2 separate regions of the Homo sapiens genome follow, and region 1 is linked to region 2. Evidence: read pairs that join two places in POLR2A ChIA-PET (ENCODE). Cell type or tissue: PC-9. All regions are shown on one strand. Each heading gives the region's core, and the rest is flanking DNA. Links, peaks and the distances in the headings are about the cores only.

The links. ChIA-PET counts read pairs that join two places held together with the same protein. Peaks named below come from ENCODE experiments on the same cell type or tissue, not always from the same donor. Only the 100,000 strongest peaks of a DNase experiment are listed, where the experiment ranks them.
Region 1: POLR2A ChIA-PET joins it to region 2 with 5 read pairs; 7 of 35 experiments call an interaction of 5 or more read pairs at or near these places.

The regions. Positions count from the first base shown.
Region 1 is chr7:36,447,056-36,451,458 of GRCh38, forward strand. ANLN (anillin, actin binding protein) reads left to right here. Exons shown (of 24, transcript NM_018685.5): 23 at 2,610-2,782. Among named protein-coding and RNA genes, the nearest start is that of ANLN, 59 kb to the left of the region's middle. In PC-9, for the core only: no CTCF peak of the experiment used is centred there; no DNase peak of the experiment used is centred there.
Region 2 is chr7:36,398,265-36,402,667 of GRCh38, forward strand. It overlaps ANLN (anillin, actin binding protein), which reads left to right. Exons shown (of 24, transcript NM_018685.5): 3 at 815-1,129. Among named protein-coding and RNA genes, the nearest start is that of ANLN, 11 kb to the left of the region's middle. In PC-9, for the core only: no CTCF peak of the experiment used is centred there; a DNase peak (open chromatin) is centred at 2,507.

The DNA of each region.
Region 1 (4,403 bases), core at 88-4,087, 49 kb after region 2:
CATAACACGTTTCTGTTGATGTCTTACACCCACAAATTTAATGCCTTTTGTATTTTAATTAAGCACTTACCATTTACTGTGGTGGTAACTTTTGCAGTTGGAGATGTGACAACGAAACTAGCATGAATTTCTTTTTCTTTCCTCACAATTTCATGGATAGAAGATTTATTCTTACTGTAGATCTTGACAACCTCAGCATACGATTTTTTTTCTCTCCTTATTAAGTTGAAGACTTTCACCTTTTCACTTAAAGGAAGCACTTTATGGTTTGTCTTTGCATATCTACTCTTGCACTTTGGGGACCTTATTAAGTCAGATAGGGGCTACTTGAACACAAGCACTGCATACTACAGCAGTTGATCTTTTTTTTTTTTTTTTTTTTTTTCTGAGACGGAGTCTCGCTCTGTCGCCCAGGCTGGAGTGCAGTCGCGGGATCTCGGCTCACTGCAAGCACCGCCTCCCGGGTTCACGCCATTCTCCTGCCTTAGCCTCCCGAGTAGCTGGGACTACAGGTGCCCGCCACCATTCCCGGCTAATTTTTTGTATTTTTTTAGTAGAGACGGGGTTTCACCGTGTTAGCCAGGATGGTCTTGATCTCAGTTGATCCTATAACTCAGAACGCTACTAAGTGACTACTGAGCAGGTAGCAGGTAAGGCGTGGATACGCTGGACAAAGGGAGGATCCACATGCCAGGTGCGATGGCAGGAGATTACATCATGCTGCTTAGAATGGCATGCAGTTTAAAACTTACGAATAGTTTGTTTCTAGAATTTTTCTTTTAATATTTTTCAACTATGGTGGACTGTGGGTAATTGAAGCTATGGAAAGTGAAACCATGGATAAGTGGGGGGCTACTGTATGACTATTCTTGGTCCTTGCTTTTTCCATACACTGCTGCACACACACACACCCCCTGCCATCACCTCATGGAAATATATATACATATATGTTTCACTTTTTTCTTTTCTTTTTTTTTGAGACAGGGTCTCGCTCTGTTGCCCAGGCTGGAGTGCAGTGGCACGATCTCGGCTCACTGCAACCTTTGCCTCCTGGGCTCAAGCGATTCTCTGCCTCAGCCTCCCGAGTAGCTGGGACTACAGGCAAGCGCCACCACGCACGGCTAGTTTTTGTATTTTCAGTAGAGATGGGGTTTCACCATGTTGGCCAGGCTGGTCTCAAACTACTGAGCTCAAAGGTATCCGCCTGCCTCCACCTCCTGAAGTGTTGATATTACAGGCATGAGTCACTGCACCCAGCCCTGTTTTGCATTTTACAGTTGAAAATGTTCAAATGTACACAAAGCAAAAATAGTATAATGAACTTTCAGCTTAATTAATTATTCGTTTTCAGGTTTCATTTATCTCCCCACAACACACATGCATTTTTGTTTTGTTTTGTTGCTTTGCTAGGGTGTTTTAAAGCAAATACCAGAATTTATATTCTGTCATTTCTAGGTTGCAGGTCTTAAGTGTTGGCAAATGCCCCAAGGGAAGTCAGGGTTTCAGACTAGCTTACTATTCTTCATTCTCCCTTGCTCATTGATTTTGGCCTTTGAAGGATTTTTCTACTTTCTTGTCAATTTAATTATCTAGCATTTGGCGGCTTATATAATGGGAGGATTTTCAGACTATTTAATGTATCATATTTGCTGGAAACAATACCATGATTTATTTAAATAGTCCCCTATTACTGTCATTGAATTTGTTTGGAATTTTTTGCTATTATGAAAAAACAGTGACTACACATATTAGAATCTGTGTGTGCATATTTATATATTTGCTTCGGATAAATTTAGGTGAAACTGTAGGATCAGAAAATGCTCATTGTTAATGGTTTTTGATTACTGTTATCAGGTTGCCTACGAGTAATAGATCATATTATACTTTCACCAGTGATGCATAAGAAACTGTATTACTCACTCCCTAACCAATCAACAGAGGTTGTTACTGTTTTTTCCAGACTTAGCCAATCTAAGGTTTTAAATTGGTATGTTCTATTTTTATTTTTAAAAATTCTAATAGAGTTGACACACTTATTGGCTGTTGGCTCATGTGTGCCTATATGTGTTTCTTTTCCCATTTTCAGGACCATTTGGTCTCGTGAATGTTTTCCTCCACTTTGACTCGTATCATAGGAATTCATGGCTGCCAACAATCCAGGGCAGTTGTCTGCCCTTATCTTTCATAGATATATAAAGAAATATTTACACATGAAATCCAATGTCTAGGTTTCCTTTTATAGAAAGGGGAGAAGTGGGTAAGTTGTAGATAAAAGGCACTTGAGTGTGTTTCTCATTGTTATAGCTGGTTTTGGTACCTGGGGCTCATTATACTGTTGTTTGTATTTTTTATTTGAAGTTCACCATAATAAAGAGCTTTATAGGATAGTTGGCAAGAGCTACCAGTTGATATTTTTGGGTTTTATTTTTATGTCTAGCTAGGAACAATAATAAATGTTAAATATGTTTCTCTAAGCCCAGTGTAACTAAATTTTAACTTTTAAATAATAGCTTTTTAATATTTAATTTGTACCAACTTAAATGCTGCTTAATGCTTACTGACTTAAATAGTCTTATTTTCTACTAATTTCTCTTAATTTGTTTTTAAAGAATCCCATAGGAAGGATAAATCTGGCTAATTGTACCAGTCGTCAGATAGAACCAGCCAACAGAGAATTTTGTGCAAGACGCAACACTTTTGAATTAATTACTGTCCGACCACAAAGAGAAGATGACCGAGAGACTCTTGTCAGCCAATGCAGGGACACACTCTGTGTTACCAAGTATGTATTGGCCTATAAATATTTCTATCAACTAAGCAATTGATTGCCCACTATGTACTTACCACTATGAGAAATATCACAGATGGTCCTTGACGTTGAAAAGGGCACAGCCTTAGTGAGAAAACAAAACACACACAAAGCAGTAAGTGAACCATCTATAATAACTAAATTAATGTAGTTAAGGAAAGTATAATACTCAGGTTGTATCTTAGCTAATGTTTTCCAGTATGCTCACAGTGGAGGCATTTTCATGGCAGTTAGATAATAATCTTTGGGTTAAGTTTAAAGATTTCATGCGTAGTTGAGGAGTCAAGCATTATTCAAAGAGACTTTACACATCCCTTCCTTCCATTCCCAGAATACCCTCGTGTAATCAGATGACTCACAGAAACAATCTCATTCTATTCTGCAAATTTCTGGATGGAGATTAACAGAATAAAACTTTTGGGAGTGCCCCTTTTTTAATTAACCCTGATCTCAAGTGTAAGATACGAAGGCTTATTGCTAGGATTCTAAGATAGGTTTCTTTGCTTGGATGCCTAAGAGAAGCTTGAAGACCAACTTCAGTGTACAGAGTTGTCATTAGGGACAAAAGTTAGAATTTGATAAGATGTTTGGTAATTAGGCTGTTGCTGGATATTGCAGATGGGGGGAGATTGGTAGGACTAGCTTTATGAGTTTCTAATGTGAAAATATTAGAAAGCTACAGCCAGGAGACACAATACTAAAATAGAACAAAGTTGCCCAGAGACTGCCGATTTGTTTTAAAATAGCTAGATAGAGGACTCATTTGATGGAAATTTTTGATGTCTAGATTACTTCCAGATTTATTCATTTTAACTCAATTATTTCAGGGGCCTTCTATGCAGTGGTGGAATCAGACAGGGCAGGACAGGCAAAATGGATTTCTAATCATTTTGTTTGATAGCGACGTGTCCATGGTCACGGTCAGTGGAGGAACCAACCAAAGTGCAGTATCCAAATAGTTCCTGACCACAGCGGCCCACTTCAGCCATTTTGAATATCACTTACATTTTTTTGTATAACCTTATTTTTTACTGGTTGCGTAAACTCTCTTAGACTTCTCCGTAGACCTTCCCCTGTGATAAAAATAGCAGATTACATGTTGCTTTAATTACTCTGTACCTCATGTACTTGTAGTCTTTCTCACTATAAAATTATAACTTGGATGGGTACCCTTCGCCCAAGCATATGAGAGTAGTACATTCTCAATTCAGTCTTGGCTGAGTCTTCAGCTTTGCTTGGTGACCTAAAATTTATTTTACTTTTTTGATGGTGAGAATATAAACATTCTGCAGTTCTGCATTCTCCTTTGCCTCACTGATGTGTTTCCTTACGGGGCCTTGGGCCTTTTGGACTTAGGCCTTTTACTTGAATTTAATGTACCTCATTTTCATTTCTACTAACTAAGCTTGTTGTCAATGCTAAAGATTTTTCTTCTGATCTCTACTGCATACTTCAAAATAGAGACTACACATTGAAACCAGAATGTTTTATCACATGGGGAGGCAGTAGTTACAGTGGAGCTTTGAAGTCAACGGACTTAAGTTTAAATCCTGACTCATCAAATGTAACCATGGCAGGTCACTTAACTTTGCTG
Region 2 (4,403 bases), core at 216-4,215:
TTGTTTGGTATTGACCAGATAATTCAGTCACTTTTTCTGTCTCCTGTCGTAATCCTAAACCTCAAGCCAATTGCCCTTCTAACCATGCTTATTAGTTATTTTCCATGAAAGAATGTTTCAAAAACAGAAAACCTGGTTTCTACACTTGGCTCAGCTGTGTGACTTTAGGCGGGCAACTGAATTTCTCTAGGCTTGATTTTTCTTATCTGAAGATGAGGTGATTAGGCTGTATAATCCTTAAAATCTGTTAGAATGCTTTCTTATTCTGTGTGTATGCACTTTTTATTTACTATTGTCTTAACACTATATAAAGTGTTATGCATATATTTTGAAAATATGATTTAAATATCTTTATTTTTATTTTTCCATAAGTTATTGGGGTAGAGGTGGTATTTGGTTACATGAGTAAGTTCTTCAGTGGTGATTTGTGAGATTTTGGTGCACACATCACCCGAGCAGTATACACTGCACCATATTTGTAGTCTTTTATCCCTCGCCCCCCTTCCGCTCTTCCCCCCAAGTCCCCAGAGTCCATTGCATCCTTCTTATGCCTTTCCATCCCCACAGCTTAGCTCTAAATATCTTTTCATTAAGGTTTTTATAATATAAATTGTGTCTGCTTGAAAAGATCTTTCATATCAGATTTCTAAGTTGCTGAAAGAGAATGGGGTTTTACATACTTCTGGTTGTAACTAAAATCATTTAAAAGAATAGGGAGGGGTGATGTTTTATTAATTTGTTGAGTATCTACCCTCAAGTTTTTCATGTGAGAAATTACAAATTTGAATGTCTTTTTTCATCGTTTTTAATGTAGAGAAATCTTGTACAAAACCATCGCCATCAAAAAAACGCTGTTCTGACAACACTGAAGTAGAAGTTTCTAACTTGGAAAATAAACAACCAGTTGAGTCGACATCTGCAAAATCTTGTTCTCCAAGTCCTGTGTCTCCTCAGGTGCAGCCACAAGCAGCAGATACCATCAGTGATTCTGTTGCTGTCCCGGCATCACTGCTGGGCATGAGGAGAGGGCTGAACTCAAGATTGGAAGCAACTGCAGCCTCCTCAGTTAAAACACGTATGCAAAAACTTGCAGAGCAACGGCGCCGTTGGGATAATGATGATATGACAGGTATGAATTGTATAGATGGTATGGCCCATACATCTGTTCCAATAAGATTCAGTTTGGTATGTTGAACATTTTATCAGTTAACTCATGAAAAATAAATGCTTTTGTTTTATCTATATGTTGAGTATCCTTTGCTTGCATATGGTTTGTCTACCAGTAGTATAAGTTGGTTATGTTTAGACTGAAGTAGATCACGATGTGGTTCTTGGACTAGTTCATAGAAACCTGATCTTATAACTGTATTACCTTAATATCTGCAATGAAAAACACTTGAGAACAAACTATACGTGTTGTTAGCATTGCTGACCCTCAGCTCCATGTTAAAGAAATCCTATTTCATGGATTCAAAAATTAAATAAACTTGAGGGACTAAGGTATGCAATGCTGTTCAGTAGGGGAGAAATAAAATGTCAAAAAACATAAATTGAGCAGCTGCAAAGTATATTATTACACACAGTGCTAGAAATGAATGAAGTGGCTTGATCCTTACCTTTCATGAGCCTATAATCGGAAGGGGAACCTGAGAAGTAAAGCAACAGTTATGCAACAGGGTTATTTATGGTATGATCAATTTCACTTATCGCCTGCCTTGTTACAAAAAAAAAAAGCTTTGAGATGACTTATAAAAATATCTGTATTTTGAAACCAGAAAAATGAAGTCAAGGTGAAGAGAAAATACGGGAAGGGAAAACAAAGAAGTGAAAAGTAAAGTCATTTTATTAAATGCAGACTGTAAAGTCTTCCTTTTGCTAGAGGCCTATGCGAAGACATGAAACAGTTATCAGTTACATGACTAACAAGCTAAAAGCAGAACCATCTTTGGCACTAAGACTTGCAATTTGGCAGTAAGAGCTGAGAGAACTTTCTTTCATGTGTCCTTAAATATGACTTTGTGGGAGCCGATAAACCTATAAGGTTTCTTAAGGCAGGCAGATGTCCTGGCTCCAAGCTCAGTAAAAGCATTTCTTTTTTCTTTTCTTTTTTTTTGAGACAGAGTCTCACTCTGTTACCCAGTCTGGAGTGCAGCAGCACAGTCTTGGCTCATTGCGACTTCCGCCTCTCAGGTTCAAGCGATTCTCATGCCTCAGCCTCCCAAGTAGCTGGGATGACAGGTGTGTGCCACCATGCCCAGCTAATTTTTTTTGTATCTTTTGGTAGAGATGGAGTTGCACCATGTTGGCCAGGCTGGTCTCGAACTCCTGACCTCAAGTGATCACCCGCCTTGGCCTCCCAAGTGTTAGGATTACAGTAATGAGCCACCGCATCCAGCAGTAGAAGCATTTCTAAAGTGAGCTAGCATAGTGCAGGTAGACCCCACGGTGCTTGCAGACAGCTCAGTGGCTACTGGGCCTCACCCAAGGAAGCATTCCTTAGGTGGTTCTCAGCCTGGCTGATTGTATCAGAATCACATAGACCATAGGATTAGAATTTCAGAAATGTGGTGGAGCTCAAAGATGTGCTTTTGTCTTATTTTTTTTAAAGCTCTTTAGGTAATTCTGATGCATAGCCAGAATTGAGATCAAGTGATCTGAAGAATGGGGCTTGGATGGTTGACAGATATTTTAGACTGGATTAAACCAGATGGACTACATATATTTCAGGCAGTCTTCCATACATATCAGTTCTTTTAACTGAAATGTTGATAAGAATTAGGCAGCAGAGAGTTTAAGATTATGTTTTCTGGAAGTGATGATAATAATCTCAAGAGCAAACAGTATGTAAAATGCTAGGTATTGCAAATATTTTTTATTCTAATATAAATTTTTTTATTCTAATAGCGTTTAATTCTTATAATCTTGAGATATATACCACTTTTATCTTCATTTTATAGAAGAAGGAAACTGGGTTCATAGAGGCTAATAAACCTGTCCACAGTTAGCCAGCTCAAATTCAAATCCCAATGGTTTGACTTTAGAGCTCTTAACTCCTGTGACCTGCCTGATGATTTTTTTGTTTTTGTTTTTTTGAGACAGAGTCTCACTGTGCTGCCCAGGCTGGAGTGCAGTGGCGCAATCTCGGCTCACTGCAACCTCCGCCTCCCAGGTTCAAGCAGTTCTCCTGCCTCAGCCTCCCGAGTGGCTGGGATTACAGGCACATGCCATCACACCCAGCTAATTTTTGTATTTTTAGTAGAGATGAGGTTTCACCATGTTGTCCAAGCTGGTCTTGAACTCCTGACCTCAGGTGATCCGCCTGCCGCGGCCTCCCAAAGTGCTGGGATTATAGACGTGAGCCACCTCGGCAGGCCACCTGATGTTTTTTGGCACATAGCATAGTCTATGGTGTCAATTAATACCTATTTATTTTAGCAGTGGTGAGGTAAGAGGTAGGACTCGACTCCAGATGCGGGACTTGGACACTGGACAAGATAGAGAAATAACAACAACAACAAACAAATAAATTAAAAAAAAATTGAGGACTAGCTAAAACAGGGCCTGGGGGAAGCAGCTTTCCAGTGACATGCCCACCAGTGTGCCATGTCAATTCATCATTGCCATGGCAACACCCAGGAGTTACCACCCCTTTCCATGGCAATGACCCAAAAGTTACTATCCCTTCCCTAGATATTTCTACATAAGCTGCCCCTTAATGTGCATGCAATTAAGAGTAGGTATAAATATGATTGTAAAACTGCCCTGAACTGCTACTCTCTGCCTATGGAGTAGCCCTGCTCTGCACAGGGAATCAACAGAGCTGTAACATTGCCTCTTCAATAAAGCTATTTTTTTTTTTTTTTTTGAGGTGGAGTCTTGCTGTGTTTCCCAGGCTGGAGTGCAGTGGCACAATCTTGGCCCACTGCAACTTCTGCCTTCCAGGTTCAAGCAATTCTCCTGCCTCAGCCTCCTGAGTAGCAGGGATTACAGGCACACGCCACCACACCCAGCTAATTTTTTGTATTTTTAGTAGAGACAAGATTTCACCATGTTGGCCAGGCTGGTCTCAAACTCCTGACCTCAGGTGATCCACCCGCCTCGGCCTCCCAAAATACTGGGATTACAGGTGTGAGCCACCGTGTCCTGCCTGCACCTAGGTTATAATACTAGCCTTCTAACTGGTCTTCCTGCTTCAGACCTCTGCCCTGTCCAGTCCCTCCTCAATTTTCACACCAGCGCGATTTTTCTAAAACACTTGCCTGCTTCTGCTTTAAACTCTCCCAGGACCTCCCCATCACCTCCTGATTAAATTCCAATCTGGACCTGCTCTTTTTCAAACGTATCTCTCTATTTTGACACATTCAGAATGGAAAAAAAATGTAACTCTTGCTTTTCTACTGCTT